4 separate regions of the Mus musculus genome follow, and regions 1, 2 and 3 are each linked to region 4. A link is a loop called in an ENCODE intact Hi-C map of the cell type or tissue named here. Cell type or tissue: heart. All regions are shown on one strand. Region 1 holds the start of Gm35502 (a long non-coding RNA gene). Region 2 holds the start of Fam120b (family with sequence similarity 120, member B). Region 3 holds the start of Gm35576 (a long non-coding RNA gene). Region 4 overlaps Ermard (ER membrane associated RNA degradation).

Region 1 (8,000 bases), 130 kb after region 4:
ATTGTCTCCATGGGGAGCAGGGTGCAAGGACTCTGTCATGAGCTTTGTGCTCAGCCTGGGAAGCTGGACACCCTTCGGTGCACAGATCTGGGACCTTGGCTGTGGGAGTGTGGACTGTCACACACCAGGCATTATTGATGTTGTCGAGCTTTGCTTTTGCCTGAGTTGTAACCCTGGACCAGGTCATTATTTCTAGGGTGTGGTCTGGGGTGAGGATGGTGTGGCGCCTGGGATAATGAAGGTCCGATGACAGGCAAAACAGAGAAACAATGGAAATTAATGTGAGCTTTGCTGAATGCCAGGCTGCATGCTGGATGCTGGAAAGTCTGGTTCCTTTTAAGCTAGAACAACCCTAGGCGAAGTACTCTTATTGTGTAGTAGGCAGCTTATGTGCACAGCATCACCCTGCGTTGCACAGAGCCTCAGGTATAGTTCAGTATCGGTCCTTGCTACCCTGTCCTCAGCTCTCAGCACAGGTCATTCTCAATTATCCAATGTCTCCAAAAGACCCACTTCGCCTTCTGTTTCCACATGGGCCATATCCCAGGTTCCCAAAGTCCATCAGCAGCAGAGCCTCACCTCCCACACTGCTCCTGAGTCCTGGGAATGGCAGTCTAGCTTTATAAATAAAAATCCTGTCCTGGGTCCTGGGAAGCCACATGGACTGTGGCTGGCTGGCCCTCCCTCCCCTTCCATTCTCTCATGGCCTAGGATAACGAAGGGGCTTTTCCCCTCCACTTGTCCTCTCTAATCCAGAACCTGCCTCACTGGGAGAGATGCCGGCAGCCTTGGGGAGGCCCAGGTGGGAGCACCAGCAAAGGCCATGGGAAGGGTTCTCCTACGAAGGTGAGTTCAGGGTCCTATTTGCCCTTTGGAACAACAAGTGTTTTCAATTCTGAGACAATGAGTGGATACATTTGGAATAGAATGGCACATCAGCACTCCCCAGTGTCTGAGGACAATTAAGCTTTGGTGACCACACCGGAGCCAGCAGTGTGGCTCTAGACTTAGGACTCAGACCACAGAGAGGCATGGAGGAGCCGAGAGCACAGGCGTTTCTACAGGGGGTGGCCGCTGGTTTTCAGACTCTGACCCTCTTGTCTCCCGGACAAGGACCCCAGGTGATAACAATCCCCAGGCTGGGGTCAGGAGGATAATGAGGTTCTGGAGGCCCCTGCATGGGCAGCAGGTGGGGCCATTGTTCCCTCAAACCAGAATACTTTGAACATGTGGCCACACAAAGGCACCGACACAAAGGCTTTGTCCCAGGCTCTCTGGGCTGTGCCTAGGACCAGGAACCTGAATCAAGGTGTATGTGTCCTGAGGAAGAGACCAAGCAATAGCCAGAAAGATAGAAAGACATATCTGCCATGCAGCCCCCAGGTACACAAGACACAGAGTACAGGGTCATACCAGAAGCATATTTCAGTGCACTTATGGTAGTGAGGGGATACCCTGGTCATTGACTGAAGTGGAGATGCCCAGGTTGCTGCATGGTATGGTTGTACGTCTCTCGGTTATACTGGAATGCTCTTGTTGTTGGATGGCCTGGTTGTATGTATGTGGGGGAGTAGGGTGGGGGAAGGGTGGTAGTAATTACATGTATCTGTTATGTTGTCCACTTACCATAAGTATGGCTAACTAATGGCTAAAACCACAACTCTTCAGAGGTATACCTAGGGACCGTCCACCTGGTGACAGGCACCTAATCTATGGAGACTTTCCACCAAAATACCTACATGGTCTTCACACAGAGACCCATCTGTGTCCTGTGGTTGTTGGAACGGTAGCCGGTATTGAATTTTCTGTAACTCTGTCACTGTCTGGGAGTCAACACTGAGTCACAGGGTGGACAGATGAACTTTGTGTTCAACTCTCTCCCCATTCTACCAAAGAGAAAACGAAGAGCTTAATTCCTTCCCAGACTTTGATCACTATGAGGACCATGCCTCAGGCTCCATGCCTGAGCCTCTATCTTGTCAAGTTTATTGAAGTTGCTTCCTAACCTCCTCACCTGCTGTTTGTAGAACCGACTACTAAGTTCCTCTTCCTATCATGAAGTTAGTTCTTAATGTACCTTAACTGAAGTAAAACACTAATGGCCTAAAAACACTGGATGTGTGGTCTGAGGAAGGCAGTCCAGCTGTGACCAAAATTCAGAGAATTAACAAAGAGATGCTTTTCTCTGGAGGGTCTGTGTTCTCTCAGTCCTATCATGTTGCACATCCACCACCATGCATAGTACTTCACTCATTCTTTCTACCACTTGTACCAAGAGGTACAGAAGGGACTTCCCACCACCTCGAGTGAAAACCGATTGAATCAAAATCCAGACAGCATAAGCTCCTAGGCGATGTCCTTTCACTTCTGTGCTTTGTTTTGGAATAGGGTTTCACTCTAGAATCTTCGCTCACCCTGAACTCATATCAGTTGTTCTGCCTCAGTCTCCCAGATGCTGAGATTAGAGGCATGAACTACCACATTCATCTGAGTATTATATTTTGTTGTTCTTAGTTTCTAAGAACTCTTTATCACAGATGTGATATCTTGATCAGGGAAAGGACCAGGTGGATCACGGATGGAGAGAAGAGAGACCCAATCCCAAGGCTATGAGCATCCAGCAACGTGTAGGCTCCCTCAGCATCTGTTTCTGTGACTTGCAAAAATTCTAAGTCTTGGTCTCTGAGTGGGTGACTGGGCCTTGGAGCTGACGTTTCTGAAAGACCAAACACCAGTTACCCTCTATACCCATTTGCCTTGCACACTTAGTTTTTGCAGCATCTTACTGCAAGAGTAACATGTTGTAAACCCTGCTGCAGGAGAGAGAAGATAGACCATAGCCATACAGGTCCCTTCTCATTCTTATGTGTTTCATTGAGTAGGATTTTTATGCCAGCATGTCTGTATCACAACTGGGCTGTCTGGAAAGATAGATCCCTTAGAGAGATGATCTTTCTTGGCCAGAGCTGTGGGGAGCACAGCCAGGCTTCCCTGCTTTTTATTTTCTCTAATGACTAGTGACACCACCTTGTCCAGAAAGAAAGCAGAATCTGATGAGACCAAAGCTAACCAGTCATTAGCGTGGGTGCCCTCAAGCTAAGGAGCGTCTAAGCCCCCACCTCTGTTGGGCAAAAACCTACTCCCTCCCCTGCTGGGGATAGGGCCAGTTCAGTAGAGTCACTAATTGCCCACTAGCTGGAACCAGAAGCCTTCCTGGTACCACGAATTATGGTACCCATATACCAATGCTGGTATAGTAAAAACATAGAACCCCCAAATTCTCCAGGAGGAGCAGGAACAGGTGCCATCCCACCCTTTTTTTACCTTGATTTCTCTATCTGGGAAGTGGACACGGAGGCCTTCAACTGCCTTTAGGAGTATCTGAGGACTGACCAGTTTCTACAAAGCTCTTTGAGGTCCTGGGTGAAAGGCTTGAGAATTGGTCATCAGTTTGTTGTGGATCCTTATGGTGTCTGGGCATCCTGTCCTCCCTAGAACTTACGTGGTTTCTTCCTGTCAGCTGCTGTAAGAGAGTTACCATAAGGGAGGTTCCTCATGACTTCACTATGGTGCCTGCTGGGGTCCGAGGGCTTAGTTGCTAACCCGTCCATCCAGCAAAGCCTTACATTCATGTAGATTCATACATTAATAGGTTATGGTCAGGCAGTCTTTGTCTACCTAGTCTGTCACTCATAATGGACAGCATGACTTAGAGCTGGAGTGAGCACTACTTTCCCTGCCTCGCCATGGCCCCCGAAGCTTTTTTTTTTTTCTTGTTTGCTTTGCTGATTGCAAATACTTCCTTCAAAAGAGGAAAATGCTGGCTGTGCCTTTTTGGGTGTGGAGGTGCCTGGAAATGCTGGACTCTGAATAGGCAGATGACGTGGCGTGGGTTTGCAAAGGTTCAGGATGTGTAACAAGTGACACGCTGCCCTGGAGGCAGTCCTGGTAGCATGTGTGTCGGAAATGGCGATTAACCCCGAGAGCCTAATTCTGCCCTTCCTCCCCCTCCTTCTTCCTTTCATTCAGTAAACATTCAAAAGTGGTGCTGTGTCAGGCACCGTTCCAGGGTCTGGAGAGGACCAAGAGGAAGGGAAAGATCTTGGCTAGAGGTGAGTGTGGAGGGAGGGAAGCCAGTGTACAGAGGCAAGAACAGGGGTGTGTCACAGGTGCCCTGGAGAGCTTTTGGGTCCTAGAAGGAAAAGTATAAGAAGGTTCCAGAAAGAAGGGAGACTCAGGTGGAGTTAGCACAGAAGGTGTCTAAAGTGGAACAGACCCAGGTAGAGCAGTTCAGACTTGGGCTACCCGTTTCCTGGAACCACAGTGTTTTAGACAGAAGAAACATGGTCACAGTGTCTTCTTAATGAGGTCATTTCAAAGCCAGACCAGGGCCCAGGAAGAAGGGGTGACCGTCACAGGCAGCTGTGGCTGGCAAGGCCTCCGTGCCAAAGGCCATGGACCCCGATACCGTTATTTGGTGTGCTCCAGGGGGAACACACTCTAGCTGGTAGCAACCTTGGTCCCAAGCACCTTCTGAAGGTCATGGACCCCTCTGTGGAGATAGATTTCAGGGCAGTCAACAAATTGATCCTGGGAGCCCAGACCTGTTGAAACTTGCAGGAAAGTTGAAGTTCAGTGAACAGTCAGTGGACTGAACTCCGTGCTGGAGCCCAGGAAAAGCTGAGAGCAGGGGGAAAAAACAGAGGTAAGCCTCGGTTAAGCCCAAGATCTCCCTTAGCCACCCTTCCGTTAAAGGAAAAGTGGCTCCGACTTGGTGACAGTCCCTTCTTGAGAGACACAAAGACGGTTAATTACTGGAAATGTAACTTTATGAATAATAAACAGTCATTCGTATGAAGTAGCATTTCCATCTGTCAGATCTTCTGCTACATCCATTTAACTACAGCTGGAGCGCCAGGAAAACCATCAACAGGGGGGGAAAAATCATGTTGCCTTCCATTTAAAGTTGTATCAAAGGCTCACTAAGCAAGTGGAGGCATGAAAAGCAGCCAAACCCAGAAATGTGGCCCTGGAGCCCTGCCTCCCCTGCTGTCCCACGCGCAGCTGGTGGCTCACTCTGAACTCTGCACTGGTGTTGTCAGTCAAATCTGAACATGTCAAAGTGAGTCTTTCCACCCATCCACGGTTCACTCACAAGGAAATTACTGACGTACTTTTTACTGTGCAAATAGCATGCATGGTTTCTTGAGGCCTCAGCGGCATAGCCTCCGGGGGTAGACAAGCTACAGGACTATGTCTGTTGTAGAGAAATAGACACTCTGGAGTTGATGCACGTGCTGAGGGAGGCTCTCTTCTGCTCCTCGGCGGGACTCAACATAGTATTTGTAACTAGGGAAAAAAAACTTCTAAATGTTTCATAAGTTTAAAACAACCATCATTGAAGACTTTCTGAGATAAACACAGGACTCTGATTTTTTCTGATAGAGTTTAGCTTTTTATCACATAGAAGCTTCCGAGGGGTCTTAATTTCTCTGGAGAGATAGATACCCCAAGAGAGGTCATTTTTTCTAGTCTTGGGTCTGGCATGTGGGGATATGAACATGCTCCTATATGGACCACATGCATCAGTCTTCTGCTGATAGGATGGCTAAAGGCTGAAGCAGCGGGCCCCACAAGTGTCTAAGACGATCCGGCACAGGCCCTGGGAAATGAATCCCAGAACTTCTCCATTAAGCGGTGATTGTCTGGGCTCCAGTGTCCCGGGAATCGGGTGCTCACTGAAGAGTCTCGACATTCAAGGCTAGCTGGAGAGAGATTTCCTCATTTGGATTCCTGACCAACATTAAAACCTCAGATCACATAGCTCTGCCTCTCTCACACACAACCCTTCTCAGACACAGCCTATGCTCATACAACCTATCACACACACACACACACACACACACAGAGCCCATCACAAGCATAGCCCATAGCCCTATCATATACAGGCCCATTCACACTAGCACACAGCCTGTCACACATATAGCCACACCACAAATTCAACTCCAGCACACAGGCCCACTTGCTATTTCCACTCCAGCCTGCATGGTTTTGAAGAAATCCCCCTGGGAACAGGGCCAAATACACAGGCATCTGAGCGTGAGTGGGGGAGGGGTTGGGGAGCGTGACAGCTGGTGAGTTGTGGCCACCTCTGTGTAAGCCATCAGCCCCAGGTGGGAGGTAAATCAGCAGTCCCTAGGTCAGATGGCACTGTCCCTGTCCCCAGGATTGGCTGCTCTCGCCCCAGGAAGGTAAGCAAACCCTGCATGTGTTGTCTTCACTCAAAGGGCCCTGGGGGGAGAAGAGGACGCAGGGCTGACCGCCCGGGGTGGCAACAGGACACCATGCAGAAGGAGCCGGCCAGCACAGCTGAGTCCAGCAGGGATTTAGATCAAAGGCTGGCAGCTGTGCTGCAGTGGGGAGGGCCAGGAGGGAGCCTCTTGGGGCGCCGAGGGGGCGCCCGGCCCAAGCAGTGTCCACCCTGTTGAGTTTTGCTGTTTGAAAGCTCTTTGTGTGCGACACTTGGGGATCCACGGTCCTTCCATGACAGGGAAGGATAGGGTGCCTATGTCTCTCAAATGTACCATCTATCCTGAGAACATATCTAGCATCCTGGGGCTTCCACATGGCAGACAAAGGTCATACTTTCCCACGGGCAAGGGGACCAATCGATGCTCTCTGGAGACAACTGAAGTCCTCCCAACCCCGCTGCACTCATGGCTCAGTACCTAAGTCTCTGAATTCTGCTAATGGGAAAATAGGAAGCTCCCATCACTATGTATCCTAAACTGAGAGCCAGGACCATAGGACAAGGTCTGTAGGATGGTGCCCATGGGCAGCTATGGCTTCGACTCTGCTCTGACCCAGTTCTACAACCTTGTATGAGCCAGGGAGTTGGAAAGTCTCCCTGTGCTGTGCAAGAATTAAATAAGGTCATGTGTCCACATGGAGCTTTTGGGCCACAGACTGGAGAGGTGGCAGCTGAGGCTTCTGTAAGGGCCATGAGGCCTGAGTCATGGACCCATGGGGCAACAGCTGTCTCACACCATGGGGGAGGGACACTTGGAGACACTTTAGACTGTGTCCTCCTGGAACATAAAAGGCTGTTGAGATGGAAGTAAAAACAAGAGGTAGTCGATGTCTGTTTGAGGGAGACATTCCTGTGCCAGGGTCACCCTCAGCCACATAGAAAGCAGGTGGGTTCCAATGATACGGAAATGGGACCCGGGGTCTGGGGAACTTCATACCACTGTGAAGCTCCCATCATGGCTGCAAAACTGTAGCCCAGTGAATCATGGTACACCTGCGCCTTCCAAAACGATAGAGACCGGAGACAGGCTCGGGTCTCATCCTAGCTTCTGTTCCCAAAGAGACAAAAGCCAGGCTAGAAATAGCTACTCTGGGGCTACCTGGGAGTGGTGGAGTTAAGAACATGGCAAGTAGAAAAGAGGGAAAGGAGAGCTAAATATTAGGAGATAACAAACCTAAATGCAGGTAACGATCAAGAGTTATAGCTGAGCTATGAATGCGGTGGGTAAGTGCACAAAAATAAACTTGCTATTGAAAGTTCATGTCGAGCCAATGTGAACCTCAGCACATCCCTTCGGGATGTCTAATCTGACCTTATAGAGACTGGTATTGCTTTGGGGTCAGGTTCATTTCAGCATATACTTTTTAAAATTTGCAATATTTTTTATAATAAAGGGTTTTTTTGTTTTGTTTTTTTCAAGAAATGAAAGTTGTGCATCCAGTTAAGGAACGGACATAGATTCTCCTTACAAAGCTTGGTGGTTTATGTCTGTAATCGTAATGCCCAGCGTGTTGGAGACAAAAGGATGGCTGTGAATTTGAAGCCAGTCTGGCTACAGGGTGAGTGACTTTCTCATTTTTTCCTTGCTCCTGAACAAAAAAGAGAGAGAGAGAGAGAGAGAGAGAGAGAGAGAGAGAGAGAGAGAGAAATACACACCTCTCAGGTGGTCAGTATGTCGCAGACAACAACA
Region 2 (8,000 bases), 330 kb after region 4:
GTTTTGTTCATTTCCTTCACCTGTTTGTGTTTTCCTGTGATTCTTTAAGGGATTTTTGTGTATTGTCTTTAAGGGCTTCTAGCTGTTTACCCGTGTTCTCCTGTATGTCTTTAAAAGGAGTTATTTATGTCCTTCTTAAAGTCCTCTATCATCATGAAAAGTGATTTTAGATCCGAATCTTGCTTTCCCGGTGTGATCGTGTATCCAGGACTTGCTATGGTGGGAGAATTAGTTATGATAATGCCAAGTAACCTTGGTTTCTGTTGCTTATGTTCTTACACTTGCCTCCCACCATCTGATTATCTCTAGAGCTACCTTCCCTCACTATATCTGACTGGAGCCTGTCCTTCCTGTGATCCTGATTGTGTCAGAACTCAGAATTCAGCTAGCTGTCTCTGGGATTCTGGGATCCTGAGATCCTGAGATCTTGGGTGTGTCAGGGCTCCTGGGAGTTAAGCTGCTTCTGGGACCCTGAGATCCTGGTGTGACAAAGCTCCTGGGATCCTGGGATCCTGGGCATGTTAGAGTGTCTGGGAGTGGAGCTTCTTCTGGGTATTGTGGGACCTGCTGCAGATGTAGCGCCCAAGGCCTGCTCAGGACACCTCTGATCCTATGATTCTGGGAGTGTTAGAGAGCCTGAGAGTGAAACTTCTTCTGGGTGTTGTAGGACTGGCTGTGGAGTTCATGCCCAAGGTCTGCTCAGGGCACTGGGCCATATTGGAAGGCTGGAAGACTCTTATATATCACCAAATTCAGCTGCCAGTACAAGGTACTTGGCCCCAGCTAGACAGCACTTCTATATGATGACACTGGTATATAACACATCCTAGGTCTTGCTTCAATTATGCTGGTCAATTCTTAATCATGGAGGATCCTTCAGCACCAGCTGGCCAGTATTTAATGTCCCAGCAAAGCAAGTTTCACTTTAATGGTTTTGGTCTCTTGTTAAACATAGCCTATTCGGTTTCTGCTGAACAGGACCACAGATTCTTTTATTACTTTATGTAAATGAGTGAATTTGGATGTGTGTGCACACGTGCCTGCCTGTCTGATGCCCTAGAAATTCATAAGAGGGCATCAAATCCCTTGGGACTGGAATTATAGATTGTGGTAAGTTTTCCTGTGTGTATTGGGTATCAAACTTAGGTCTCCTTCAATAGCAACAAGTGCTCTTAATCACTGAGCCAATTCTCTACACCTAGTTCTTAATTAAAAATATGGAATGGCCCTGACAGAATCCTAAAGAGACATTCAAACCTCCCTCTGAAAATTCACAAGCCAGACTTACATCATCTGCTCTGACCTCAGCATTATCTTCTAAGTTCCCACAATAGCCCAGCTCTGAGCATTCAATAGCTTTCCAGTCCAAAGTTCCAAAGTCCTTCCATCATCATTCCCTAAACGCAGTCAGGTCTGTCACAGCAATATCCCATGAGTCAATAACCCATCAGGGTTTCTACTATTATGATAAAACACCAAAATCAAAAGCAACTTGGGGAGGGATGGGTTCATTTGGCTTATATACCCTGGGTCACAGTCCATTGAGGGAAGCCATGAAGGAATCTGGAGGCAGGAACTGAATCAGAAGCCATGGAGGGATGCTACTTACTGCCTTGCTTCCTGTGGTTTGTTCAGCCTGCTTTCCTATACAACTCAGGACCCTCTGCCCAGGGGTGGCACTGCCACCAGTAAGCTGGGACCTTCACCATGAAATCATTGATCAAGAAAATATCCTACAGAGTTGAAGTTTCTCCTTCCAAATAACTTTAGCTTGCGTCAAGTGTACTAAATTCAACCAAGACATATTGAATAGTTTGGTTTCTATACTGTCAACTGTCATCAGGCTAGAGCATCAGTTGCCTGAGGGAGAAACTGAGTCTAGTGGTTTGGATGATTATGCCCCTAATAGGCTTAGATGTTTGAATACTTGGTCCTCAGTTGGTGACAGTTCTGGTAGATTTGATGGCTTGTTGGTGGAAGTTTGTCCCTGGGGAGGGGGTAGGCTTTGGTGTTTTAAAACCTTGAAACTATTCCCACTTCTCACTCTGCTTCCTGCATGTGGAGATGAGAACTCTCAGCTGCTCCAGTCACATTTCCTCACTGGGAAGGTGGCTGACTCTGTAGTCATGATGTTATAACACAGGGACAGAAAAGTAACTAAAATACTGAGACACTACCCCAAGACAGGCAGGGATGAAGGCTGAATTGGGAGCCATTGTATGGTTTTCGCCATTCCCAAACCTTCTAAGACTGAATGATATTGCTGCCACCCCTGAAGACCTGAGGCACTATAAGGGTGGTGGCAGTTGCAGGTTTAGTCTCACCTTTTGTGGAGACTTGAGACTTGTCAATCAAGTAGCTGCCCCTGAAGGTTCCTCAGCCTGTTGTCAGGGCAACTGTAATGATTACTGCTCTATTCTAGCTACCAATGTCCAGAGAAGACTTCACGGCAACTGTAGATGCCACAGAGACTTTGTTTCAGTCAGGGGAACCATTACAATCAACCACCACCCAGCAGTTTCATGGCCTTGGGAAACTGACCATGACACCTTGAGATGGCTCTTAGATCACCCTACTCAGTGACCCCAGCCCAATGGCAGTATACAGGAGAAAGTTTTTTGTTGTGGTTGTTTGCTTTGCTTTGTTTTTCTGCAAGTTGCCCCTGTGCTGCCAATAAAATTTACTCCAAGTGGTACTGATGCCTCCTTGTAGTCTTGATCCCGGGTAGGGTAGCTTGCGTCGGTTGCATAAAGAACAGGTACAGCACCCAACAGAAACCAATAGAGGGCTGTTGTAGAGGCCATGGAGTGCTAAGACTGTGAAGGACTACGGGAGTGTTGGGAAAGTATAGCATAGAGGAGAACAGAAACTGCAAAAGATAAAACACTACTGAATGCAAGCGCCAGCTGCTCTAAAGAGTCCCAGAAAGTCACCGAGTTGCTACCTCTGGCAGCTGAGGACGCATCCTGGAGCTGTAAAGCTAAAGGCAGAGAACCCCTCTACCATAAGGCTAGCACAAGCTGTGACTCAACAGCTAAAACTGTAATCTTGAGATCCAAATGTTTCCAGCACCCCAAGTTGGGGGCTACCGACACAAAGGATGCTTTAGCTTATTGGAGATTTCCATCCAAAATACTAGACAGCCTGAATGTAGCCCACAAGGATGGCCACTTCACCCAATAAAATGACCAGCATTATTGCCTATGACAACTCTGTAAGTGGACTCTCGGCCCTTGATGCTCCTTGTCCAAGCTGTGCCGCCTTTCAGTACTGGTACTCCTAAGGGGATTCAAGACCAAACCAGGATCCTCGCAGCTTCCCATACTCTGCGTGGTTGCAAGCTGTGGTCTGTGGCATTTAAAAGGGTTTCCAGTGACTATCCGCTGCAGCCTGTGTGCGTGCATTACCGGAGCAAGGCACCCAGTGCTAGTGCAGGCTGCCACTCAGCCTGAAGACTTAGCCTATGGGACAAACACACTTTTCCCAGTCCGGCTATCCAGCGGCGTGCAGGCGTCCTAGGCTATTCCCCGGTTGCTAGGCAACGGGTTAAAGCTTCCTTCTTCCTGGGTGCCACCCACTTCGCCTCCCGCTCTAGCGCTTGCGTACTACATCCCTTTCGTCTCTTCGTCCTTTACTTCCAGTTATATAAGCACAAGCTTCACTTTGTCTAACCAGACACTTCTCCGGGCGGAAGTTCAATAACGGAAGCGGAAGTGAGCACGCCGTAGACTGTGGGTCTGAAATCTGGTTGACGCAGTCTGCGGCCACTGCTGAGCTTTGGGTAGGCCAGGCTGGGGAATCGGCCCTGGATCTCTGCTGTCGCATCTCCCTACCCCAGACTCCTTCCAGCATCAAGTCCACTATCCTCGCCGTGGCCACGCCCCTCCGCATCCTGGCTTCTCTGCGTCCTGGCTGTTCCTCCCTGGGTGGAGGGGAGAGGCAGCCATCCACTTGCAGGTGGAGCGGGGTGGAGACTCTTCCTGAGCCCAGCTGCAGGACACTGAGGACCAGCGAGGTAGACTCTCAGACTCTGGTAGCGGCTGGGGAGGGAAGAACTGGTAACTGGAAACCAGGTTGGGAGGTTGTAGGACCTTAAGTGATGGAGAGGCGAAGGGGCTGGGCCTCAGCTGTGTTGAGTTCCTCTGGGGAGGGGACCATCCGTTTGATTTCGGCCTACATATGCTCTCAGATCTTTCCACCTTAGGGACTTGCTGTTACCCACGTCCAATGTCTCTCATCATTTTCCCTATCTCCCATCCATTAGAGGATAGCTCCTGACCTCGACTGACATTAGGTTAGTGTACGAACGCCTGGCTACTTTTTTCTTTACCTGTTTTTGAAAGGCACCAGCAACTGATGCGTTATTTCTCTTGCCCCCACCTTGACTATAGCACCTCCCAGTTTAAAAAAAATATCTGTTCAGCCAGTCTTCCAGACGTTTATATCTGTGAACACCTTTGGCCCCCCCCAAAAAACTTACGTGGAGAGCATTTGAAATCATTTATTTTCCACACTCAAAGACTCTACTCTTATCTCTGAACTGGAGTCTGGATATATTTATGGAACTGATAATGAAAAGTTCACGAATCCAAGCTTTGGCTTCGGAGTCCTTGATTTCAGTGTACTGTGAATACAACACCCCTCTGTTCATAATTATAGAGCCTTTACAACTTGCTATTTATCTTATGTTGCTGCTTTGCAAGTGTTCTTGTCCCAGTTTTCCCCTCCCCATTTCCACCATCTTCAAGGTGTGCTTGGTATTTGAAAGAAAGGCCTGGTCATTGGGTAGAGCATTGTAACTTCTGTGTTGCAGATACTAAACTAATTTCATTTACTTTCTGAGTTGACTCCACCTTGGTAAGAAGGATGCATTCCACATAATGCTATCAATTGTTGCTACAGAACTTAATACCAAGTATAAATAGTTTTAATTTTATTGTTAGGCATTATTTCTCTCCATCGCTCTCTCTGGCTATAATGGGAGTCTATAAACTGTGAATTGGTTCTTGATCTCACTTAATACATCCATCTGCCCCTGGTTTTATTCATTTATTTTTTCCAAATAAGCATTGATCCTAGCGTATGGGAGACATTTCAGGGTAGAAAAGCCCACCCTACTGCTTGGAATTCTCAGAGCTCTCAGGCTGTATTTTGAGCAGCCTACAAGGACGACTATGTTGTAGGAGTAGGAGTGAGCTATTTGGAGAGTTTCCTTGTCTCAGCATCTATTTACTTCTTATATGCCTATTAAGACTTAACCTGTTGTCTAGCTGTAAAATTCCTAATTTATTTGTATGTTGGTTTTTTTTTTTTCAGTCATCTTGTAATAACTCCTTTAGGGAACAAAGAACTTCATTACATGCTTTTAGCAATAAAGAAAAACAATAATAACTTAATATCCACAGCTGTCTTTTGGTGATTGATTGATTGATTGATTGAGAATGTACTAGTTGTGTGCTATGTGATAGATGATGCCTCAGGAAGCATAAAGAAATGCCTGTTCACCTCAGGTAGACCACTGACAGCAGACCAAGAAACAAAAAACAAAACAAAATAAAAAAAATAGATTCCAACTAAGTCTAGCTTAGCAAACCAGTATGTTTATTGAAGTTCTTTATGGGAACATGGGTAACTGAAAGCCCACTCTAGCATGAATAAGAACTCAAGAAAACTGCATCCATGAAGCTCTCTTCACAAACTCGCAGGCCCCCCAGGCTATTTGGAGAGCCTCCTTTCCTGAGCAGTTACTGCGTTTGTAATTTTGGGGCAGGTCCTTATGAATGTTATAAGTTTGGGGGACTTCCTGAACCTTATGAGGTTCCGTTTTCTTTCCAGGAAGGAATTGGGTGTTGTGGATATCTAGCAATTGAAGACCCTTTTGATACCGGATGTCTTCTAATGTCACAAGTCCCCACACCTTTTCTAAACGTGTTGTGTGCATGCCACTTTTCTGAGGTAGTTTGTGGTTCACAGTGTGAGAAATTAACAGGGTAAAAGCTAGGAAGAACTGGTCCCTGCTCTGTTAAAACAGCAGGCTTTCCATTATGGGGGGAAGGGAGGAGCAGAAACACTTGACTAAAGCCAAAGCAATATACTGAGCCTGGCTTCCTGGAAAATAAGAATATATCAAGAAACCCAGTGTCTTAGCAGCTTTAGTAGAAAATACTTGAAACAGAAAAAAAACAAAAAAACAAAAAAAACAGCCCCCATCTTAATGACAATAGAGGGCAGCAGCTCAAACATGGAAGACACCGATGCTGTGCCAGGCCAGAGGAGGAATGGAAGCTCCTGTCAGTCTGTCCACACATGTGTTGTTTTCTGTGTTGGGAGTGATGGGGAAGGCTTCTGTAATCGCTGGCATGAACCGTGTGGCTATTACTGGTATCATATTAGGACGAGTCTCTTGGATCCTAGCACACAGGGAAGAGCTGGGGGTGAAGTGTCATTTCTTCACTGAATAGAAATAGAGTCTCTGGGTGGGTAAGACTTACGCTTGTCTGTCCATCCCCAGTAAACTGCGAGAGTCCTGCTTAGTCCAGAGCTAGGCAGAGACTGACAGAGCCTCTGTGAGCTGTGTGCTCGCATCCGTCCGTATTGACTAGCCTTTGTCTTCATGGGTTCCCTTTACGAAGTCTGCCTTCTCCATACTGGGTTGTATCATATTAAGGCAAACCCACCCTGTTCAAGAGATGAATGTAAATTGTCAGGGTAGAGATGTCAGTCTGTGGCAGAATGTTTGCCCGCATGTTGGAGTCCCACACTACACTATAAAACAAGAGCAGCCGCAGAAAGTGTCAACTTCCTGAATGTGGGACCCAGACCCAGGAATCCAATCAATCGATCCCCTGATAGTCGATTCATGTAACCAGGCTCAGTACCGCAGTAACCCAAATATTGTCATTACAATTTGATGATACACAATGTATGTGTCTATCATATTTAATAATAATATGAGCAAGGCTTCGTTTAAATTTTAACACAAAATGTGTTATATTTGCATCCACCTAACTTTTGATGTCTAAATTGCTAAAGACAACTTCAAATTCTACCAGTAGGATCCAGTATCTATTAGTAACCAGTAAATTAAAACGATAGTCCTGTGGGGGTGCCTTTTTTTTTTATTATTAAGCCTGGAGTTTTTACAGCTTCTTCGTTGGTATGATGGTGCTTAAGGCTTTTACTACACATCAGAAAGTTTGTTTCACAGGTGTGTGTGTGTGTTTGTGCGTGCATCCGTGTGTGTGTGTGCACCTGACCAGTGAGTACACTCTAAAGATGAGATAATCTCTCTTTCCTAGGTCTTCAAGAGGCATTATTTTATGTTGCTTTTTGTATATTGAGGATTTGTTGTTGTTAATATTTTATCAAAGGACTTAGTGGGTTGATGCCATATTTAAAAAAAAAAAAAAAAGGAAAAATAGACCATTAAGATGCAAGGTTTCTTTTGGAATTCTTTTTACTATTGATGAACATTGTCTGCCTGAAGAGTGATTTTTATTTATGTACAGGGACTTAGGTAAGTACATCTTACTAAATAAAGAATTTCAGTGATACTTTCCCACATTCGGAATTCTGACTCTTCAATTATTTTGTATCTATATTTCAGTTTTTCATAGAGTCACTATCTCAAATGTTGCAACTATTTAGTATAGTACATTTTTAATGCAGTCTCTCTTTAACACCTTTATTGAGTGTGCTTGACACATTTACCTAGTTTGATAAGTTTTAACATTTACGTTAACTATATCTACCAGCATGGTTATAGGAGTATCCACTGTTAGGCCACAAACCCACCCCATGCTTTGTCTCATAGAAAGGAGCTCACCTCTCATGCCAAATCCCAAGAAAACCTTGAATAATAATTATACTTTTATTTGGTGCCTTCGTGCTTATGATTCCTGGCAAATAGAGTAGGTCACATGGTATGGAATTAACACCCCCCCCATACACACACATACACATATACACACAGAGCCACAAAATCGCAATCGGAAACTTCC
Region 3 (8,000 bases), 220 kb after region 4:
GGTCCTGGGTTCTATAAGAAAGCAGCTTAAGCAAACCACGGGGAACAAGGCAGTAAGCATCACTCCCCTAAGGCTTTGACTCAGTTCCTATCTCCAAGACCTGCCTTGACTTCCTACTCTGACTTCCCTTAGTGGCCAAATGTGATTCAGACCTGTAAGCCAAATAACACTCCCAAGTTGCTTTTGGTCATGGTGTTCAACTCAGCAATAGAAAGCAAACTAGAACATCATCGATGACTGACCAGCACATAAATACTTGACGACCAGGACAGTTCATCCCTGCCTACACCCAAGACAGACATTATTAATCAATCAATCTCCACTTACTGAAGACCAACAGCCCTTTAGAACTCTATAATCCCAGAGCTATACCTCCTCTAACCAAGTGACCTAACATTAAACATAATAACTGTTTGTCTCCCTGTTTTTTCTGTGGTTGGAAGAAGCCAAATGACAAAAAGAAAATTCTCTGTCTGAAAGTGGGGTTGATTTAGATTTTTGGAAGACCCAAAACTTAAATGTTCAAGCTCCCTTATTAAAAAAAAAAAAAAAAAGAAAAAAAAAAAAAACCAACTCCAAGCTATGAGCATGACATCCTTCTAAAATCTGAGAAAGGACCCATGAAGGGAACCTGGATACTTGAGATACTGGCTTCACCGGAATTCTGCCTCTAGAAGGATGGGTGACCCAAGCCTTCAGCATGTGTAGAATATGGCCTTAGACTTGGTAATACTTCAAACAATTCTTCGCCATCTTGACACAGTTCTGGGGAAAACAGCTGCTCATGTGGAACTAGAGCAGCCACGCACCACACAAGGTTCCTCTTCGACTATAGTACCAGAAATGGCTTCAGTTCAGGTTTCCAGCCAAAGGGAAGAAGGGATGTTTCCAGGCAAACCAGAAGACAACATCCTGAACTGAGCGCATTCCCAGACATGAACTCCTGCTAACCAGGGACCACATGATGGCCAGGGGTCACAGAAGATTGGAATCATCTCTGCTGGAACAGGAATTCAGTCCTCAAGGCTGAGAAGATGGTGAGAAGGTACCTGAAAGGGGCTACCTTTGTACCCCATTATGGGAAGAGGAGATCTTGCAACAGCCTGGGATTCAGCCGGCATGTTCCACACAGCATACAGGAGGCAGCTGATTTGGATTCCAGGCTGGCCTTACTCTGTGAGTAAATCAGAAAAGTTACACACCAGTAAAAAAAGAAAAAAGACCAATACATTCCCATGTGGAGAGACTAAGAGACTAATCAGAATTGCCTGCTGGCAAGAGTTTAGCATACATACTTTCCCTGGCAATCTGTTTAATTGTAACCGTCAAAATATCAAATGCTCACTGTCTTTATCTTTTTTTAATCTAACCATTTCACTTCTAGAACTTGATGGTGTGTCCAAACTGAACAGAGGTATATGAGGAGTATATTTGTGTGCTAGTGTTTGAAAAAGTGGAAACAAGTAAACAATGCACATGAAGGCTAATGCCACCTTAGGAACTTATTTAAGTGTTAAATTGTTCCAAGGGCTCTTGCTGACAAAAGCAATTTGATTACATTGCTTAGTGTACATTATTCATGTAAAATAAATACTGTGTATTTTATGCCTGGGTACCGCTCGTACCTGCTATTTATGACAACTTGGGGGAGGTGTGACTACAGGCATTCTGTAGTCAAAGTAACTTAAGGATTTTTATAAAGAGCACACATTGTTAACTACAGGCAGGAAAAAAATACAACATAAGCATGGTATAGAATACATTGCATAAGTGAGGCTATTTACAGTAAACATTTTACTTGTAATCCATAATTAATGTTGCTTGTATTTTGTATACATATTAAAAATTCCAGAAGGACATGTAGGCTAGCTAGTTTTATATCAACATGACACAAACTAGCATCATTGTAGAAGAGGGGAACCTCAACTGAGAAAATGTCCCCCACCAGATTGGCTTGTAGTGCATTTTTTAAATTAATGATTGATGTGAGAAGGTGGGTGTTAGCTCACAGTGTAAGTATTTGCTTCCTAGATATATGTATACAGTGGGTGGTGCTACCCCTGAACAAGCAGTCCTAGAAGGTATAAGAAAGCAGGCTGACTAAACCATGAGGGCAAACCAGCAAGCATCATTCCTCCATGACTTCTGCTTAAGTGCCTGCCTTTGTTCCTGCGTTGACAGGTGTGGATGAGGGACCACAACGTCTTTTCTCCCCCAAGCTGCTGTGTTCTATCACAGCAGTAGTGACCTGAGACAACATGCAACATTCCAGAATCACTCTCACCCCTAGGAGAAGGGTAAAAATTAGTTTGCAATAATCCTGTGTTATTGGAAATGTAATACCTGGGTGATTACACTCCACAAGTCTGAATTCTGTGGCAATTCTTTTTTGTTCTTCTGTTCCACAAGCAAGTAACTTAAAGTTGTACACTGTGCATTTTTCCTGTGAACTCTGTAAGAGAGGTATTTCATTTTGAATGAACACAAGGAGTGCCATGTTTCCTGACTGCATACCCCACTGAAATCTAGCTCCCAAGACCATAGGTAGGGCAAGGGAAGTTGTATGTACTATTCACAAGGCAGGCTTGCCTGAGCATACACTGTATGCATATATGTAGGAAGCAAAACCTTACACTGCGAGCAAACACACTCATAAGAAATATATACAGGTATCTATTTCTGGTGAGGGAAAAAAACTGCATATGGATGGAGTTCTGGTCTTGGACCAAACTTAACAGGCAGACAGCATCCAAGGTGGTGGGAACCATGAGAGTGGTATGTGAAAGAGAGAGGCTCCTTCAGGGAATAAATGTATGGTGGCTGGAAAGAGCCACAGTCCTGGACAGATTAGTAGGAGTTCCAACTCATTTGTCCTCCAAAACGGCCCCTCTGTGGCCTCACCTCTTGCCCCGGGGGCAGATCTCACAGGGCTGCCAGACACTCTGCCTCTAACATCTTGACAGCTGCAGGGGTCTGACTTCTCCCCTCTCAGCTCTACTTCCTCATCAGTGACACCCGGACCTAAGGTGCCTTTTATTTACAACGCTAAGACTCTACTCTTCCACAAATTACACCTCCAGGCTTTGATATCAGGGAAGGTGACTGCCAAATGTAAGTCTCATGCCCAGTGAGCTGAGCATAGGGCAGGCTTCACCAGGGTCTCCACCTTGAGGCACAAGTGTGAAGACACTGGATGAGTCACAACAAAAATGTGCCTATGTCAGAGTCTAAAGAACCCCCCCTCCTGCCTGCCCAAGTCCTGGCACAGCAATGTGACAAATGTCTGGGCTGTTTCATTTGATGGCAGAGAAGTTAAGAGATGAGGTCATGTGGTCATGCACACCTGGCAGCCAGCAAGGTGCTCATCAAGGGACCACAATGATCTTGCTCAGAAAGATGAAACCCCCTGTGGAGCTGAGGCAGATGAATAACCACCACAGAGGCTCCTGTTCCTGAGGTATGACCCCATGTTCCCAGCTCTGCTTCCTTAGTAAGAGTGGGCTACCATATTTGAGAAACAGAACAATACAACACAGAAGAAAAGGCAGGCATCAATCCCCAGCACCCAGAGCAGGAACAGGACACAGCCACAGTACCCTTGTCCACCTCTTCCTTATCCTCACACACCAAGCTGCAGAAATACCCAACGTCCAATTGGTTCTGTACCTTAAGCTAAATTCTGACTCCATAGCAGAATACTTCCTGTACTGCTCCATGGTCCTGCCTTTGAAAGAACACCTCGGGAATCCTCCTGCACTGAGGAAGGACATGGAAGGCCAGGGGTGGCTGGGTGCTGCGGCTCTCCTGGCCAGGACTTTGCCTGCCTTACCCTGACAGGAGGACCCAAACACTATTTTCTATTTATGGTGAGCCAGTGAGCAGCCAGCTGTGTAAGGCATGTGGGAGCTGGGAGCATGCTCTGGTCTTAGCCTGGATCGGCCAGCCTGGCTTGAAGCCAGCCTGGTCTGTGAGTAGAACTGGCAACAGTCCCAGGAGCTACAGGCAGTCAGAAACTCTACCAGCTTAGCTGAACCATGTCTCTTCCCCTCCCCCACCCTCTTGTCTCATCCTGGCTGCTAAGAAAAGCTACTGGGGGCTCAATTCTTACGTCATTCAAAGACTAAGAGACATAAACCCCTGCACTCCACGTGCACATACCCTTGTTTGTTCCCAGCCCAGTGTTTCCACATTTTTGTCATGTAACATGCCAGGTCATGGTGTCAGGTGTTGGTGACAGGCCCTCTGAGAGAATACAAGCTGCTCTGACATGGTATTGATACCCCTGGGCCTCTATGACAAACACACCCACTGTAATAAACAAATGTAGTACCTCGCGCTGGAGTGGTGGCTCAGTGGGTAAGACCATTGCCTGTGGATCAAATCCCAGCAATTGCTTACGGCTGTAAAAGTAGTGCCTCCAAGGAGTTTATGGGGAGGGTATCTTGCCCTGCTGGGCATGCAGTCTTAATGCCCGAGATATCCCATGAAGCTGCACCCTGGCGTTCTGGTACTGAAATGAGGCAGATGTTGCCCCAGGAATGGGTGGAGAGGGAATCCTTTTTACAAATCCAAGCCCAGAGGCAAACCTGAGCCTCTGACCATACCTTCCAAAGGTACTGCTCAACAATGCTTGCAAGTTTTCCCAGTGAAAGTCTTGGCTGGAGGTTATGCTGTTTCATCAATAAGGTGTCTGGGACACAGCCATAGGTGCTCAAATATCTATATATCTCTCCTAAAAACTTCCAGCCACCTCTGGGCCTCCCAGACACACACCACCTTCCCACCAAGTCTACAGCTTTTGAAGCATCAACCTGGCATTCTGCTTGGGGACCATGTGTGCTTCAAACCCAGAAAGGTGAACCCATCTCAGACTTGGTCCTCGAATCCCCAGGATAACCTCTGAGTCCCACCCACCCACTGCCAGAGCCTCCAGTGCAGCGCCAACACCTCAGGCTCTGTAGTAGACTTTGCTTTTTTATCCCATGATGCATCGGAACAGTCATCAAAAACCTGGTCACAGGGGCCTTTTCTGTGGACCCAGGGCTGTCTCTGAGATGCTCTGCTTCCCTTAGAAACCCTTGGCTTCCTGCAGCTTCCAGAGCCTCAGCCTCTGCTGCTACCATCTGCATGACCCTTGCAGGTGTGTCTCCAGAGGGCTGAGCACCCTCACTGACCACCCATCAGAGCTTAGATTGGTGTGGCTGGAAGCATGAGACATGAATATGAACACAACATGAGACATTCTTTGCCCTTGTTCTCCCACATAGCTCACGAAGTTGAACCCCTTCCCTAGGCCCCCAAAACAAAGACAGTGGCCTGCTCTCTGCTCAGGTGCTCCAAGGATGTTAGTGGAGGTGGCAGCATCTCTGGGTCTGGAGTTATATGTCGTTGTGATCTGCCTGGCATGAGTGCTGGAAACCAAACTCTTCCCTTGCAAGACTAGTGTGCACTCCTAACCATGGGTCCATCTCTTCAGACCTTATGTTCAGTGAAACTATTTGCTGTGACAGAAAAAAAAATTAGAAACACTGAAAACCTCTACCTTTGAGATGTTAAGCAGGTCATAGATATAAGCTAAGCCTCAGAAAGGAAGAGGCCTAGGCTTTGGGGAGGCTGGGTCAGGCCAGCTCCCAGGGCACGATGATAACTCTCCCAGTGAGGCCTACCCCCTAGGCATGGGCTTCAAAACCTACTCTAGATAAAGAAAATGGCTTTGGGTCTGCAGAATGATGTTCTGGGATTGAAGCTGTAGAATGAGCTGCAGTCTTGGTCAGCTATGTGGCTCAGAAGCCATGATGCTTGGGCCAGTCTGTGCAAAAGTGAGGCTTCCAGGTGTGGATGTTATAAGTCAGAACGGAACTTCTCAAAGAGAGAAAGCACCCAAGGCTGGTAGAAAAGCAGACTATACAGAGGCTCTGTGAGTTTATACTGAGACTGTGACGTTGCAGTACCAGTTCAAGTGCCAGGTCCTCTTGGGGTTGCCTGAGATGGGAACCGTGGGGCTCTGATCATGACGGAGAAACAGAACTTAGTTTATACAGAGCAGCTTCCCCACAAGCAGGGTGGCTCCACTAGATATGAACACAATATAAGACCCTCATCTCCAGAGGACACAACTACAAAGCACTCTTGTCTCAATAGCACGGAGCCCCCACAATGCCCTTGTCTTAGAGGGTCATGACCCTCAGAATGCCTCCATGTCAACTAGACACAACTATGAAACACTGGCTATGATGCTTAGAACACCCTCATCTCAGCTAGACAGGGGCCTCAAAACACCTTGACATCAGATGGACATGACACTCAGAATATTTTTACCTCCAATGGACATAGCCACCCTTTAAATTTGATCTCACCTAGGGGACCCCAAGTGTGTCATGCAGCCATTTGCACTGAGTGGTATGTCAAAACTCAGTAGGGTCTGAAAACCAGTTATCTACCTCTAGGGGTGTGTGTGCGTGTGCGTGTGCGTGTGTAGGCCAATGTCCTGCCAATATTAGGAGTGGGAAAGGCAAGCAAAGATGTGTGGACCTATCCAATTTCTCTTCCTCTGAGCCAAGACCCTAATCCCATCCTGGCTTTGAACCTTTGTAAAATTTCCTCTCCATAAAGAAGATGGAGAAGGCCAAATACAAAGTCAGTCTTACGGAAGAAAACAGAGATTTCACTTTTTAAAAAATTAAAAATGAGACACCGAGGGAGCTAGGGGCAGGACCTGGAGGCAATCAGACCACCTGCACAGCTGTTCGTTCTTGACAAAGATGAGGCCAAATCCTCCTTAATGCCCACATTTTGTGGAGTGATAATTAATGTCTCCAAGTTACCTGGGACCCCAGCCTTGGTGCAACATAATACACAGCAGCCTCACGGGATGGATGGCCGGTGCACTTGTCCATTGTCTGAGAAAATAGTTAAGATGCATAACAGATAAGCAAGCGAATCCATGGGAAATAAAGTACCAGAGTATGCGATTGTGTGGTATAGTGCATCAGGGTACCCGGAGCAAATTCAGCTACAATACGCAATAATATCTTTCCTCTGGTAGCAACCACAGATCGCAGAAGCTACGTGGAGGAATGGTTGACGTGCTTTTCGTCAGCTTTAAGGGGCCCTGCCCAGGGGTACTACACTCCAGCGTTGGCCAGAGCTAGTTTCTGTTTTCATATTACTCCCACCGATACCATGGGGATCTGATATCAGGCCTCTTGGGAAGACAAGGAAGTTGAGGGTGTGGAAAGTAGGTGAAGGGGCCAAGATCAGGAGACACAGGACTGACACCATTGGTCCATTGTACTCAGACTGGACTAGCCTCTCTGGGGGCTACGAAGATGAGCCTAGAAACTGGCCACTCAGGAAGCACTAGAGGAAAGAAGCAACCAGCAGGAAATTGACCTGTCCCTGGATTCTGTACGAAGTAAGATCTCCCCAGCTACCAATATCTATGCTGACTGGGAGACAGATCACCTCTGTTCCCAACAGGGTCCCTTGAGAAGTTCCAGGTTCAGCAATTCTGATGCCAGGTAGACCCATGCAGAGCTCCCGTCAAGGGAGCCACAACTGTCCTCTTCCACACAATGCCTTACCCCAAAATCATGCCTAGTAAGTCAGGAACACATGCCACCATGTGGGACACAGCTGTGCGTGCAGGCGGGCCTCATCTCACTGGCCTTGGACAGGGTGTAAAGTCTCATAGTTAAGTGGATGCGGATATGTTCACAAACACTTCCTGGCCCCTGCCCTAGGTCATCATTGCAAAGAGATACATTATTGAGTTCAGTGATTCCAGTCTACTGTATACAAGATTGCTTCGTCCAAATCACTTGGGGGTGTATCAGAACTACAGGCAGGAGTCTTCATCCTCGGCTGCCCGGGCCCAAGAACACCAGGAAGAGCTGGATATGGCATAGGTCAGAGAGCCTCACGCACTGGAGAACCTGGCTTTCTGTCTGTAGACAGGAAGCATTCACAACCACAGCCTCACGGCCACTCATTGTCACAAC
Region 4 (8,000 bases):
ATGAAAACGGAAAGGACTTTGTCAAAACCTTGACCTGCCTGTTTTCTTTTTCAGTGTTAGACTTTTATGTCCCATGCTTTCCCTGATTTTGTTGCTCCTTGCACTGGAGTTGGCCAGTGTCCATGCTGTTCGTGATAAGGGCGCTGAGGAACAACAGCAGTATCTGAGGTAAGGTGCGTCTGTTAAGGAGAAAAGACAGTGCTGATGGCATTATAAGGCATTTGACTCCTCTTGGCTCTTCCTTTGTGTAAGACATTTGGACTCCTCTTGGCTATTTCTTTGGTGGTTTTTTTTTTTTTAAATCTCCACAGGTTTTCCTTGATCCTTAGCTGGTCTTCTCTGTACAATTGGATACTAAGTTTGTGGATCACAAAATTGAACCTAGTTTACTAGTGAACCCTCTCAGCTTGCCAGGCTACAGTTCTGCGCCCAGGTGCAAGCTGAGTGAAGACTATGGAGATGGGCTTGCAGGAAGGTCTTGAAGTCAGAGCCATGAGGCAGATCCTGCCACATGCAAGTGACCACAATTGTGTAACTAAGTTTCAAACTTAAGAATTCTACTTTCCAGCTACATCAGATCTAGGGAATCTGAAAGTAATCTTTTAACCCCACATGCAGAGATCCCAGTGCTCATGACACCCCTTAGACAGGCTGTACAAATGGTATGCTGTGCTCAGTCGACTATAGCGCTGTGATGTAGCCTTCATCTATGTCCACAAGTTTTTCGTATATTAGCTGCCTGTATGTAGTACTTGCCAAGGGATAGGAGTCCTTACATATTGTAGCATCTTATGGATTGAAATACGGTGTGTATGAGAGGGGTGTGTGTGTGTGTGTGTGTGTGTGTGTGTGTGTGTGTGTGTGTGTATGTGTGTGTTTTAGACTAGCCCAGACTCACTGTGTAGACCAGGCTGGCCTTGAACTCACAGAAGTCAGCCTGCCTCTGCTTTCTAAGTGCTAGTATTAAAAGCAGTAGTTTTAGATTGATCTAGGGGAGGAGGCTGTGAGGTGGGGAATTGTGAAAGTCAAAGGACAGCTCCACCCACTCCTTCCACCTTTCTACGAGCTCCAGGGATTGAACCCAGGTCACCAGGCTTGTTTGACGAGGGCTGCGCCTGATGAACCATCTCACCTGCTCTGTAGTTTTCATTGTCAACTTGACGGACCTGGAGTCTCAAGTTTCATTTGAGAAATTTTCTGAACAGGTTGGCCTGTGGGCATGTCTGTCAGAATTGTCTTGATTGTTAATTGATGTGAGAGAGCCTAGCCTATGTGGGTGGCACCATTCCCTGGTTTGACCATGGACTATGTAAGAGGAGAGAGAAGGCTAGCTGAGTATCCAGCAAGCAGGTAGCATAACTGCATTTGTTTGTCTCTACTGTTGACTTTGGATGGAGTATGACGAGCTATCTCAGTCTTCTACCACTGTGACTTCCATGCATTGATGGACTGTCATCTGGAATTCTAAGCCAAATAAGTCCTTTTCTTGCCCTTTGTTGCTTTTTGTCAGGTTATTTTATCACAGCAACAGAAAGGAAAGTAGGGCCCAGATGGACGAATAGAACCTTGGCAAGTGTGTGCAAGGCTGGTGATTACATTGGGGTACTTAGCCTTAGCACCACTGGTGACTACATTGGGGTACCCAGCCTTAGCACCAGTGGCAACTATGTTAGGGTACTCAGCCTTAGCACCAGTGGCAAGTACGTTAGGGTACTCAGCCTTAGCACCAGTGGCAAGTACGTTAGGGTACTCAGCCTTAGCACTAGTGGCAAGTACGTTAGGGTACTCAGCCTTAGCACCAGTGGTGCTTGCTTTGTAGCTTCTCTGTCTGTGTCTTGTGTGACAGTCACCCATGACACCTGGCTACATCCTAGTAGCAGCCTCCTAGAGTCCCTGAGGAGTAGACCTGTCCCAGAGGAAAGCCGCTCCCCAGACAGAGGCTCCTCGGGCTCCGCTGTGCCATTCCTGTAGCATAGCTTCATGAGAAGTGCAAACAGGAAAGTCTACAGTCCTCAGAAGACTGAGGATAAACTTGGACGTGTAGAAACGAAGTGTATCATAATCAGGTGGAACTTGCTGCCATCTTAGGGAATAACTTTAAGAAAACTGGTTTTAGCAGTGGCAAGTGTTTCATAGTAATGGTGGTTCTCTTCAGAGAGCCAGGTCAACACAAAGGGAAGAAAGGCAAGGGATGCAGCATCAGTAGCAGAGGGACTTGTGGGTGGGACTTCTCTCACCATGTGTCTAGCCTCTGTCAGTCTGAGCCACATGGCCCTGCAGTCTTCCAACTGCATTCTATCACTTAGAAACACCATGTCAAGATCTGAGTGGGAAAAGACTCTCATGTCTTCTAAGACCCAGCACAGCTTGGAGAGCACCGGTCCCAGCGTTACGATCTTTCTCTATCAGTTTCTCTTATTTTCATTTTGCATGTATTTCTTCTTCTTGAATGCAAACACAGTTGAGTAATTGTTAGGGATGTCTCCAAGAGAAGACAAGACATGCACGCTGCTACATTCTACAACAGGACAGACAAACTGCCATTCCTCACTGTCTCTTTAACAGATTCTTAAAATTGGTCCTACAGTACACTGAGAACCTAGTGGCCTACACCAGCCGAGAGAAGAACAAGTGGAGTGAAGCCACCACTCTTACACACGCAGTTTTGTTGAGGATTTGGACTTTCAGTGAGAAGAAACAAATGTTAATACATTTAGCCAAAAAAACCACAAATAAAGTTGACATAAGCTGACAAAGAAATCACGAATCAAGGTATTTTTGGTCGTGACACTGAGCTATAGAGGAGACCTTGGTGGTACTTGGTGGCAGCTGCACATCCTGTCTGTCCCATTGCATTTTACCGTCACCCCAGCACACAGCCAACCTCTGGAAGAACGTAAAAATACAAAGTTGCGGTTCATCACTTGGGATTTAATTGTTCCCTCAGATTTAACACCTTATCTTTTAAAGGAACAATATCTACATGGTGCCATGTCTTCAATGAGTCACATAAAGGATACATGGTCCACAGACATGCTCTGCATCACTTCTAGGTCATCTGGCTCTCATGCATAATGACCTGTCCTTGTGTGTCACATCAGCAACACAAGGTCCTGTATCCTGGACCATTTCATCATATTGCATCATTTCAAGGGAGTGGAACCCACCTCTGAATCTGCTTTGTTAATTAAATGATTTTTAAAAATGTTTACCATGAACTCTATGTTGCCTTTCATTTTTCCTAAAAAAACGATATCACTTATGTATAGTGGTACATGCCTGTAATCCTAGTGCCTGAGAGTCAGAGACAGGAGGATCAAAAGATTGTGACCAGCCTAGTAGATGTAAGGAGACCACCTCCAGCCCCTCCACCTTAAAAAACAAGATAAAATAAAAGTTTGTGTGTGTTAAGAAATGCATACCACAGTAGTATGTTAGTGAGGCCAGGTGATAGACGTTTAGAGACTTGCTTTCTCCTGCATGACATTAGAAGAGAAAGTGATTGCATGATACAGGTACAAATTCAAGATTCTGAACAACTGTTGATTGAAGGTGCTATCTGTATGGCCAAGGCAACTGCCAAGTGTACTTGCAAACAAAGCTCACCCTGCCCTGAAGTACATGTAGTGCTGCTCATGGCTGGCTGCTCTGCAAAAGAAATAGCAAACAGAAGACCCAAGAGAAGCACATACAGAGGTTCTAAAAGATAATAAAAAAAAAGAAAAAACAAAAATGAATGACTTTTTCAACATGTAGTCCTAGGCACTGTCTCTCTGTTCCAGGAGGACAAGCCTGTTTGGGTAGACACCACTCTGGAACTCTCTAGGTTGTCCAGCAGAAAGTGGAAGAGATGAGCTGTAATTCTAGGTTGGGGTTCTGAGAGCAGAAAGAACCAGAGCTGGGGGCCATGCTGTGGAGACTGATGGGAAATCTCAGGAAGGTGACATCCCACAAAGGCGTGCTGAGTCGAGCAGGCTTTGCCCTGTCTGAGGCCTGGTTCAATCCTGGATCAAGAGATTCCTCAACTCCTGTGAGTGGATCTCTGCCAGTGGCCTCTAGAAAATATCATTTCAGGAGTCACCCTAGAAAAGGAAACAGAAGTGCAGAGGTCAGCCGGAAGGTTGGCATTGCAGACCCAATGCTGGAGAAGTGAGCACGCGCAGAGGAAGATACTGGTTCCATATTTTACCAGGCTTGTGGGCGAGCTCTATAACCTTGAGGGCTTGTCTTCATCTGTGCAGTGTTGAGGCTGACATCGCCACTGCATACCTCATCTGACTGACAGGAAGGAAAAAAAAAAGTGATGCAGCAGATGCTCTGCTCTGTGCCTACTGTATCAACCAATGCTGGCTCTTCTTCTTTTCTTCCTCATAGATGATTTGGATTCTCTCTGTCACACTGGGCTGTGTGATGCGTGTGTTGCTATGTGCGTGTCTTCACTGTATGTGACTAACATTCCAGCCGTTCACAGCCTTACATGAATTAACCATTGGGAAAACAGTGGTCTCCCTCAAGTCCTCACCTGAAGCCCCAGCTGAGAGTAGCTTTCGTTTCTTTAACCTATGGATCCGAACCTGGCACAGGTAGCACTCTTGTCAACCGACCTGGAGTTTGCCAAAGCTATGTATCCCAACAGGATCGTCAGTGGAAGCTTGCAGTCTCACTGTGGGCTGTGCTGCTAACGGGGCCTCTGTCTAGCTTAGCTCCTTGAGGGGTGAACCCCGTGATAAGGGGAAGTCACCCTGGAACACATTGATGCTGGATTCCCTTAGAGAACTTCCTAGGTCCTTTCCTGATTGTGTTTTCTCTAGTCAGACACAGGGTGGCGCTCTTCATTAAGTAATCTGCCAGCTGTGTGGGAAGACGTCTCCTGCCAACTCCTGTGACTCCAGGAAAAGGAATTCTTTCCTTTTTCATCTGGCCACAGAGAGGTAGGTCCAAGGTGACAAGAGTGGGAAGTGACCACTGGCGCCTGGCCACTGGGGCTGTGGAGCATTGCGTTCACCTGAAGGCTCGGCCTTCCGTTCATTTAATTCTGTATTGATGAAAGGCATGAACAATCACAGTCTAAAAATCTTGTCCATCTTCATGAGGGAAGATTGGGGTTGTATTGTGTGAATTAATCTCTTGGGGGAAGACATCATCGTGGCCAGTGGTGGTGACAGGAGAATGAGGGAGGGACCAAGGTCACCATTAACCAACCACCAATCACCATACTGCTGATGGGGGAGGGGAACCCTTTGTCTAAAGGGACTGGACTGAGCTTTGCAGAGAAGGAGGGGCGCAGGCTTGCAGTGGAGACTGGCTTCTAACCACCCACTCTCCCCAGCTGCAGGCTGAATTCACACCTTGACACCACAGCCAGTCTGCCAACACTGCTGCCAAAGCATGGCGCCCGCCCGTGTGGGATTGGCTTTTAGGGACTAACAAAGAAAATTCCTTACATCGGATAAAAGGGAGTGTCTGTGGTTTGTTTTATAGCCCTACTAAAACATTTTAATGAAACTAAATCACTGTGGTACCGCCAGAGTTTGGGCTTTAGAGGGCCTGGAACCAGTTTTCCTATGGGCTGTGTCTGAATTGTAGAGTGTCCATGTGAATTGACTGGGGCCAATTAAGATAAGTCTTTGATTGCATCAGAAGTTCTCCAAATGGATGGATACAGGATGTCCCCTTGACACATAATTAATTAATTGAAAATGAAATATGCTCAGTTCAAAAAAGCTACCCATAAAGTGAAGTCCTGTGCCAGCCAATGATTAGAGTTTGGGGATCCTTATAAGCATAGACTTGCCATTATAAATATTAAATGCTACCTTTACAGAAAGCTTACATAGTTTCAAAGCCTTTTGCTCAGGACTTTGAATACCCCCCAAGACAATGTTATTAATTCCATTTAGGAGGACGGTAGAAAACTTAGTTGAGAAAACCTGGAACTCACTCCCCTGTGAAGGAGGCAGGGATGGCTGGTCCTCAGCTGCTTAGTGGTCACTCTCACTGACAGTTCCTCTGAGTCCCAGAAATGCAATCTGTAATCTCAAAACCTTTCCAGCAGCTTGGCAGGGAGACAGAAATAGCCCAGCAAAATGCAAGATCAGCAAGAAAGCACTACAGTCCACAGACTGGGAGTGGAGGGCTGTGATGCTAAGGCCAGTCCTTAGGTTATGAGGTCCAGGAAATCCCAGTCAGAGCAGAGGGTAGGGGCTGCAGGTGATGCAGGGATAGTGGGCACAGGGGCCTCCAATCTCTCTGTTTCACTCTTAATTAACAAGCTTAGGACCTCCCTCATGTCTCAGCATGTAAAATTCTCATAGTATTGAATTTATTTAGATATAAGCCTTTTCCCACAAGCTGTGGCTCCTCACTTCCCACTTAAGACATTATTTTCCATGGTCCCATGCTAACCCATCCTCAGGAGCCTCTATGTTAGTTGCCAGTCTTGTTGGAGTCAAAATCCTGACTATCCATCTGGACCTGGGCAGTTCACACTTTTGGCTCTGTTTTTGTTATTTGCTTGCTTGCTTATTTTTCCTGTATTACCTTAAATGGTAGAAAAGCTAATAGTTTTGTTTTCTTCTTTAGTTGGACCCATCTTGTCCATGTCCTGGATGAGGTTTGGACCTAAGTTAGTGGCTGAGGGGTCTGCTAAATCAATGGAAACATTGCATTGTGTTTATATATTGATCTTCAGCTGCCGTGAGCTGTGTTAGTCAGTGGTGGGAACAGGAGGTGTGAAGCCACACCTTAGGGGTCCTCCACGAGGTGTGATACTCACAGGCTGACAAATGGTGGGAATATTGCTTCCCTTAAGTTCTGGTCATGTCCAGATGGTGCTAAATATCCGGTGCAACACCTCACATCCCTCCACCCCCTTTAAGCTCTGCTGTGCTAAGTCCCGTGCCTGAAGTCCCCAGTGCTTTCAAGTCCTGTGCCTGAATATCCTTGTGTTTTTCCAAGTGAAGTATCTCTAAGACCCAGGACCTGAGATTTCAAAACCATTCAGGAATCTGTTCTTATCATGCTTGTGATATTCTATGTGTCACCCTGAATCAGCCAGTCTACCCCAGTCCTGTGCCATCACACCCAACTTCATGAGTTTTTTATTTTTGGCAAAGGACCCCTTTAAGAGCTGCCAGGAAGAACAGCGTTCATGGCTACCCACAGGCCCAGGGCCGTGCTCCAATGCCAGAACTGTGCAGGCCAGACTTGCTGAGTCTGCAGTTACGGCGTCTGTGCTTTTATCTCTTTTTCCACTGCTTCCCCTTCTCCGTTTTGGAACCTACGGGATAATATGCTCTGGTCCCTTAAGGATGTAGAGGAAGGAACCATTTCCATATCCACTTGACTCAAGTTACCACAGTCAGCTGCTGGCTGAGCAAACTGACCTCAGATGAGTCACAATCTAGCTCACACAAGGTCAAAGTTCAGCCAGACTCTGAAAGTCCATTTGAGAGGTTGATGTCTGTGCTCAAGATGCCAGTGTAAGAAGGGTGGGGGACGGTGCTTGGTTCCAGCAATTCCCAGGACTTAACTCCATTCAGGAGACCACAGTGAGACCATGAGGGCCCAGCCGGGATGGGTGGCCAAGGGACAAGGCAAGAGCTGATAGGGATCAGGCAAGGTGCAGGGCTACTAAATGGGGCCCTGAAAGGCTGCTAGGCTTCCAAAGCCAGGGTGCTTCAAGCCTAAAGGGGTGTGTGTGAAATCTGGCCTCTGAGTAAAGCTGTAGGATGATAAACTAAGTCACAGAGGCCACAGGAGGGACCCAGGCAAGTGCCATTGTGACTGGAATGACAGGAGCAGAGTTACCTGTGAGCTACCTCTGTGATCCACTCATGTCACCACCACCACCCCAACCCCCCCCCCCCCATTGCATGTTACCTAGACGTGTTACCAAAATTGATCTCCCAGTCACCAGAGAAGTGAAGGACAGGGGGACAAGTAAGGGTATCAGGCTGTGGTCCAACAGGGTGTAACCTACACACTGGGGCTGTGTCAAC

The links. A loop is a pair of places that touch in the nucleus more often than their neighbours do. Peaks named below come from ENCODE experiments on the same cell type or tissue, not always from the same donor. Only the 100,000 strongest peaks of a DNase experiment are listed, where the experiment ranks them.
Region 1: it touches region 4 in a loop (2.2-fold over the local background); 7 of 42 quality-filtered maps call a loop at or near these places.
Region 2: a loop joins it to region 4, with 5 times the contacts of the local background. A loop is called at or near these places in 12 of 42 quality-filtered maps.
Region 3: it touches region 4 in a loop (3-fold over the local background); 3 of 42 quality-filtered maps call a loop at or near these places.

Annotation. Positions count from the first base shown.
Region 1 is chr17:15,189,023-15,197,022 of GRCm38, forward strand. Gm35502 (a long non-coding RNA gene) reads left to right here and starts at 6,118. Exons shown (of 3, transcript XR_385429.3): 1 at 6,118-6,251; 2 at 7,731-7,869. In heart, no CTCF peak of the experiment used is centred here; a DNase peak (open chromatin) is centred at 4,039; H3K27ac peaks cover 269 bases; H3K27me3 peaks cover 1,670 bases.
Region 2 is chr17:15,392,546-15,400,545 of GRCm38, forward strand. Fam120b (family with sequence similarity 120, member B) reads left to right here and starts at 3,701. Exons shown (of 11, transcript NM_024203.3): 1 at 3,701-4,015. In heart, no CTCF peak of the experiment used is centred here; a DNase peak (open chromatin) is centred at 3,656; H3K4me3 peaks cover 2,047 bases; H3K27ac peaks cover 1,028 bases; H3K27me3 peaks cover 1,133 bases.
Region 3 is chr17:15,281,616-15,289,615 of GRCm38, forward strand. It overlaps Gm35576 (a long non-coding RNA gene), which reads right to left and starts at 3,801. Exons shown (of 3, transcript XR_385431.1): 1 at 3,667-3,801; 2 at 2,344-2,452; 3 at 671-1,174. In heart, no CTCF peak of the experiment used is centred here; DNase peaks (open chromatin) are centred at 3,936 and 7,216; H3K27ac peaks cover 1,459 bases.
Region 4 is chr17:15,061,015-15,069,014 of GRCm38, forward strand. Ermard (ER membrane associated RNA degradation) reads left to right here. Exons shown (of 18, transcript NM_001039552.3): 17 at 55-168; 18 at 2,588-3,218. The coding sequence ends at 2,603. Among named protein-coding and RNA genes, the nearest start is that of Gm35343, 8.8 kb to the left of the region's middle. In heart, a CTCF peak has its summit at 4,822 (motif pointing right); DNase peaks (open chromatin) are centred at 4,577, 4,777 and 5,247; H3K27ac peaks cover 505 bases; H3K27me3 peaks cover 3,068 bases.